Linked DNA regions of Homo sapiens: region 2 is linked to region 1. Evidence: chromatin contacts called from ENCODE Hi-C or POLR2A ChIA-PET data. All regions are on one chromosome and are shown on one strand. The core of a region is the stretch at or near the end of the contact, and the rest is flanking DNA. Distances in the headings are between cores, read along the strand shown.

What was found. Hi-C counts contacts between places; a loop is a spot of excess contacts on that map. ChIA-PET counts read pairs that join two places held with the same protein, here RNA polymerase II (POLR2A).
Region 2: a map of MCF 10A shows a loop between it and region 1 (4-fold over the local background). The contact joins the enhancer-like site here to the promoter of RNF214 in region 1. A Hi-C loop is called at or near these places in 1 of 168 maps with a recorded cell type or tissue (MCF 10A). POLR2A ChIA-PET finds 5 or more read pairs at or near these places in 2 of 52 experiments (AG04449 and RWPE1).

What each region holds. Positions count from the first base shown.
Region 1 is chr11:117,231,370-117,234,656 of GRCh38, reverse strand. RNF214 (ring finger protein 214) reads right to left here and starts at 1,986. Exons shown (of 15, transcript NM_207343.4): 1 at 1,931-1,986; 2 at 278-390. The coding sequence starts at 384. PCSK7 (proprotein convertase subtilisin/kexin type 7) reads left to right here and starts at 2,584. Exons shown (of 17, transcript NM_004716.4): 1 at 2,584-2,630. RefSeq lists silencers at 1,847-2,186, 2,397-2,546 and an enhancer at 2,737-2,786.
Region 2 is chr11:117,377,729-117,381,015 of GRCh38, reverse strand. It overlaps CEP164 (centrosomal protein 164), which reads right to left. Exons shown (of 33, transcript NM_014956.5): 12 at 311-402. Among named protein-coding and RNA genes, the nearest start is that of CEP164, 52 kb to the right of the region's middle. Within about 2 kb of position 1,816, at least 3 of the 41 ENCODE cell types and tissues checked have a DNase peak (open chromatin) inside an H3K27ac peak, as active enhancers do.

The sequences.
Region 1 (3,287 bases), core at 737-3,236:
ATACAGTCCACGTAGGAAAGGGCTGGAAAATGTTTGCATTTTTTAATGAGTTTGACCCCATGTATTCTATTCTATTTATTCCCCAAACATTTAGCATGCCTGCTGAGTATCAGGTGCTGTGTTGGATACCAGAAATACAAAGATAGATCAGACAGTCCTGTACCTTTAAAAAGCTAGTGCAGTGCCATCAGAGCCAAAAAGAAAGACCAGCTACACAAGACCATCTCAAAAACCCTTTACCCAAATGAATCTTCCCAGTCAGGAGTCCACACATTACCTTAGACCATCTGGGAGACCTTCGTCTGATTTGGAAGCACATAAACTAGAAGATTCCGGAGGACTGGGGGCATTGGCCACAACACCAGCAACCTCAGACGCTGCCATTATGCTCTGTACATTCAGAAACAAATTACAGGCTACAAGTTTCCAAAGTTTAAAACAAATGTATCTCTCCCCCCTCAGAATGTCCACACAACAGAGCTGTCGCAGTAAAGAAACACAAAAACCTGGGCTCCGGGAGAAAATACTTAAGAGTACTAAAAGAGACATTGTATGCAAAGTCCTAGTGTCCTAGTGGGCAGCAATCCTCAGGAGTCACTGTATTTACATAAATATCTAGGAGTCTGTGCAAAGATCTTATTTTCACTTTTGGCAGAAATGTAGTCATTTCAAACAATACATCTTAGTCTGCCAGGATCTTCCAAGTGGTCCCAGGCCTACCTTGTCTGCTATCATTTTTAATAAAAGACGTACTTTTCGGCCTAGTATCAATCAGATCTCATGTTTTTAAATCACTTTATGGCTGTTACATTCAAAGCATTCTCCATTAATTTAAGGGAAGTTTTTGGAGGTGTCTGCCTGTAAGTCAACAAGTAATGCAATACTGGGCAATCCAGGGTGCATATTTTACTGTCAGCGTGCTCCCCACAGATGGGAAAGGCCTGATACCCACTAACTGAGCAAAGAACAGACTCTTCAGAGTGACTAGTGGTGCAAAAAAGAATCCTGGGTTCTCTAGCGTGAAAAAGTCAAGGTAAAAAACATGGTAACACAAGTAAGGGAACTGGGACGGACGCCTTTTTTAAAAATCAAAAGGTCATCTTTTATGCCGCAGAGCAAACTTATGACCTTATGAGGAGAAAAGAAAATCAAAATACTTGGGAGGTGGGGATGAACATCGGGTTAGTTTGCATTCTTGCTTTTATTTTAACAGCATCACACGTATTCCCCCCCGGAACACTGAAGAGCGCATAGGGCAGATAGGTAGATGGGGCTGTGTCAACACCTCAGTCACAGCCCACAGACCCTCTGTGCCTCAGTTTCCCTCATTATACAAAGCTCCTGGGAGAAAATGGGCCCAAACCGCCATTGCTGCTCCCTCAGGTGCAAACATCCCGTCTCCAACATAGCCCAGGGCTGGGGGGTCCTCTGCGCCCGGTGAACGAAACCCCAGGACAAGGGCCATGCATGCAACTCCGTGGCTAGAGAGCCCGTGGCGCGGGTAGGAACAGCTGGCTGGAGGGTCGAGTGTACCAAAAAGAACTCCGCAACCCGGGGCGACCACCAGCGAAGCAGGGGCGCCGGAGCCACGGGTCCTCGGGCGAGAACAGGGGACAGACGGGAAGGGGACAATGGGGGGAAGCGGCGCTGGGTGGCCTTGGCCACCCCCCACAGGGGACTGCTAGGCTGGCCGCTGGCTCGGACCAGACCCCCCTCCACCCCTTCCCCTCGGTCCCCCCACCCCGCTGCCAGCCACCCCCCCGTCCCACTTCTAGGCCGGGACCCCCGCCTCGGTTCTCACAGCACCCTCCACGCCCCCCACCCGACCCCCATGCCCGGCCCTCGCCCCGCAACCCCCACCCACGCTCGCCCCGCACACACCTCCCGCGCCGCGCCCCCGGGAGGAAAGTGGGGGAGGGACGGGACGCACCTGAGCGGGCGGAGCGGGGGGAGGGGGCGGCCGAGCCACGGGGGGAGGGGTCGAGCGCCGGCCCGCGCGCGGCACCTCCCACTTCCGGCGGCACGAGCGGAGGGGGCGAGGCTCCGGCCGCGAGAGGAGAGGCCGCGGTGGCGCCGCGCCGCCCCCGACGGCGCCCTCTGGCGGCGACAGCTGGCGCCGCCGGGGCACGGGGATGCTGCGGGAGACCCCTGAGATACAAGTGGACTCTCCCGGGGCGCGGGGAAGAAGGGAGAGCCGACTGCGAGAAGGAAGGCGACCTGGGTGGGCAGGATCCCCTCTGGGAAGATTACAGGGACAGTCGGGGCCATGGCGGTCAGAAGGAGAAGAGCAACGAGTGGCTTTTAAAGGTCGGAACCGAAATGCCCTTTACAGAGGACGCCATGAAGGAGAGCCTTCTGAAGAGGGACCATGTGGAAGATGCCCCGAGGACTCGGGGAGGCGGAGCCCGCGGGTTCAGCCCCCAGCGCCCGCACGGCCCCTGCCTGCGTAGGCCGCCCGCGGGAGCCGGACCCCGGGCGCCGGTTGCTGTGGCCCGCGGGGGTCGCCGGGCCGCAGGCGCCGCGCTGATTGGCTGCGCCGCGGGCGGAAGTGATGCTGCTGTCACTGCTCCTCCGGCTCCCGGGAAGCCGCGAGTTTCCGCAGGGAGGCGGCGGCAGCTGCGGCGGGGCCGGTGAGTTGGGAACTAGGTGTGGGGCTGGACCTGGGTGGTCAGGGGGCCCCAGAAGTGGGGGAAGCCGGCGTCTGAGGATGAGGGAGCTGCACAGAGGGTGCCTGAGGTCCTGGCGTGGGGGACCAAGGAGATGGGGCCCCAGGGCCCAGAATTCCTGGATAATGTGGGTGCTAATGAGGAGAGGGGCACATTGCACGGAGCGATCGAGGCCGACGGAGGGAGAATCGGGAAACTGACCCGGTACCCAAGCTGGCTTCTAGGAGCCGGGTGTGGAACAGCGAGGACAGTAGCTTGGGAGCAGGATCTTGGACTCCAGGCTGCCCATTCTCTTCTTCCTTGTCAATTAAGAGCTGTAAAGGGAGGCCTAGCCGTTGGGAGAGGTTGAGACCTGCTTTCAGAAGGCATTTAAGGTTCCTTTCCCAGAAGCCTGGGGGATAAAAATGCTGCTTTGCCACTAGTAGACAGAAGGAGCTCCTGCTTCTCTTTCTTCCTGACATCTGTGGTGGGATCTACTGAGTCTGAAGGAGTCTGCCTAGCGGGGCCACTGTCTGGCTAACAAGGGTTTTGTTTGTTAGTTTGTTTACTTAGTAGAGTATGCAGACTGGGGAAGACACCTAAATATCTTGGGAGAATTGAGGCTCCCGGGGGCAGGGAGGG
Region 2 (3,287 bases), core at 567-3,066, 150 kb before region 1:
CCTGGCCCCACAATGGTGCCCAGAGTCCTGCCAATTGTACCCAGTGGCACTTCACATTCCCATCTTGGTGAAGAAACAAAGGGTCTGCTCATGCATGCAAACATATACACACATTGCCAGTACACACACGTGCACACACATATACACACGCATGTGCACACACAGACCCTGCAAGGCCATCCAGCCAGTTCATCACCTGCTGCCAAGCAACTGTACACTGAGCCAGGCCGGCCACCAAAGCCAAGAATTCTGCCCAAGTCCACACCACCCTGAAGGCACAGCGCTGGGGATAGCCTCCCACCTATGGTACCTCTCCTCCAGGCCTTTGGACTGCTTGCTCTGCAGCTCATCTTGGCTGGACTGGCTGTCATCCTTGTCTTCTATTCCCAGTGGTTGCTGGGCCTGTAGGAGAGAAGCAATAAAAAGTTTGTGTTGGAGGGACTGCATTTGGGTCCCTCCATCCTCCTGCTGGCTCTCAAGCTTAGACGAAAGCACTGAGAAGTTGCTCTCCAGAAGATGGGACCATACGGGACGTAGAACAGAAGGTTGATCTACTGCACAGTGAAGCTTCCCCAAGCTTTGGCTAGGTTCACAGCTGCTCCCTGGGTCAGCCTTGAGGCCTGGGGAAGATGTGGCAGAAGACCACAGCCACTACACAGAGAGTCAGGAGCCAGAGGCTGAAGGAGAACACACAAGAAAAAGAAAATCCTGCCTCCTGCTGCTGGAAGCCTGCACTGTGAGCTGTGCAGAGAAAGCAGAGAAATCCATGAGTACCCCAAATCCACAGAGGCCCAGATTAGCAGTGCCAGTGAATGACAAGCGTGCTGAAATTACGAGGGCAGAATCGGGGGCCACAGGCAAGCACATGAGAAAGGATAAGTCCTGGAGAGATGGAGTCCTGGTAGAATGAGAGAGACAGCTGTGCCAGAGACAAAAAGGGCACCACCTGGCACCTGGAGGAAGGAAGACAAAGTGCTCCTTCGCTACATTCAGGGTCCCCGCAAGCACCCTGGCCCCATCAGCAGACAATGATGCCCCCTTCCCAGTCAGCAATTACATCATCCATCAAAAACAAAACAAAACAGAACAAAAATCTCATTTTAAAGCTTGGGTGACTAGTGACATTTAGCAAGTTGGTTTAAAAAAAAAAAAAAAAAAAAAAAGGAAGAACTATTCTTTGAGGCAAGGTCTCACTTTGTCACCCAGCCTGGAGGGGAGAAATATTCATGATCATTTCAAATATTTTCCACAGAGGTACAGTAGTGTAGTCGGCCTGGGGTCAACCCTTTGTTCTAGCTCTTCCTGCCTAGGAAGTCTGTCTCCTCCACTGTATAAAATGGGATAGCAAACTGCAACTCACAGGGCTTCTGGTGAGGATTAAATCAGCTCATATACGTAAGGCCCAGCTCGTGACCCAAAGAAGGCACGCCATCAATGTTAGCTCCTCTTCCCACATTCCTCTCCCTCTCCCCCAGCCTAAGGTAAAAAACAAAAAGAAAAGACTCTGCCAGTGCCAGTCCCCATCCTAGGACCTGCACTCCTTCTGTCACACCGACAGGAGCCCCGTCTGTTCTGGGACACAGGGTCAACAGGAGAGGTGGGGCGGGAGACAGCTCACTCCATCTTTCCCAGTAGGGTCCCCAGCCCTGTGCCCACAGCCCCCATACCTCTCCACTGGCAGCCTAAGCCCCAGCAGCTGTGGCTAACCCTGCCATCTGGATGGGTGAGGAAGGGCAGGGCTTGAACTAAAACCCAGCTCCCCCAAATTACATTAAAAATAGAAATGCTGCCTGTGAGTACCTCCCGGTGCCTGTAGCAGAAGGGCTCCCTGCCAGGGCTGCCACTCCTCATCACATCAGCACGGGCAGAGCCTGCAGACAATGGCAGGGCACGCAGCCTTTCCTGCCCCACCTCTTTCCCCTTCGAGGGTGCAACTCACAACTTGTCTTCCCCCACAGACCACACCATGCTCATCAAATATCTCCCTCTCTCACCTGTCGAGGTGACAGGCCCACTCCATTTAACAAACTAAAATATAAGATGAGTAATGAAGTGGGGGTGATAGTAATAAAAATAGGGGGACTGAGCCCTGAGTCAGAAAGGACTCCGGGGCTATCAGCCATACACCATAAGAAAAAAGGCAGCAGACAGGAGGGCTGGCTGCAGACCATGGCTTTCTGGCCTCTGCCTTCTTGTTTCACCTATATTTCTGTGAGAAACTGAACTATCCCCCACTGACAGAGAAAAGGGGATCCTCGGGGAAATACCCAGATGGACGGTCCTCTTGATAGAGAGGGTCCTCTTCCTTAACTTTTTTGCTCCAGAAAAGGAAGCAAAGGATCCAGATGAGGAAAGCAGCCAAGGTCAGCATTCTTCAGAAAGGGGAGACAATCGCACATCCTAAGCCTCTGGCCTAAAATACCATTTCCCTCTCCTTAACTTGGCTCTAGGGTCTTGTTTTCATTTAAGATGCAGTCCTCAGTTAAATAAACCATGGTGTATTCATACAGCAGAAGACTGTGCAGCCAACAAAAAGAATATGGTAGATCTAAATGAAATAACTCAGAAATAAGTCAAGTGCCTATTCTCAAATTTAAAGAGCACATCACCATGCAGTTTAGGTAGCACAATCCCAATTTTTATGGGAAGAAAAAAGATAAGAGAAAATAGATATATGCTTATATGTACACAGAAAATTTTCTGGAAAGGTACATGAAAAATGTGAATGGGAACTATCCATAGTCCCTGCCTGTGTAAGGCTACAGGAAGCTGAGAACTTGGATCTTCTGTATTACTTGAAACAATTTTATAATCACTTTTCTAATTCATTATGAAATGTATTATGTTTGCCGAGCACGGTGGCTCATGCCTGTAATCCCAGCACTTTGGGGGGCCAAGGCGGGCAGATCACCTGAGGTCAAGAGTTCGAGACCAGCCTGGCCAACATGGGGAAACCTCATCTCTACTAAAAATACAAAAAAAAAAAAATTAGCCGGGCATGGTGGTGGATGCCTGTAGTCCCAGCTACTTGGGGAGGCTGAGACAGGAGAATCGCTTGAACCCAGGAGATGGAGGTTGCAGTGAGCCAAGATCATGACACTGCACTCCAGCCTAGGTAACAGAGGGAAACTCCATCTCAAAAAAAGAAAGAAAAGAAAAGAAAGAAAGAAAGAAATGTATTATGTCTAATTCATTATAATCGTTTTTTGTGGTGATGGTTGTGAAGGTATATAATACGGTAAAACTTATCAAATAAATGTGCAGTTTATTGTATGTCAATTTTATCT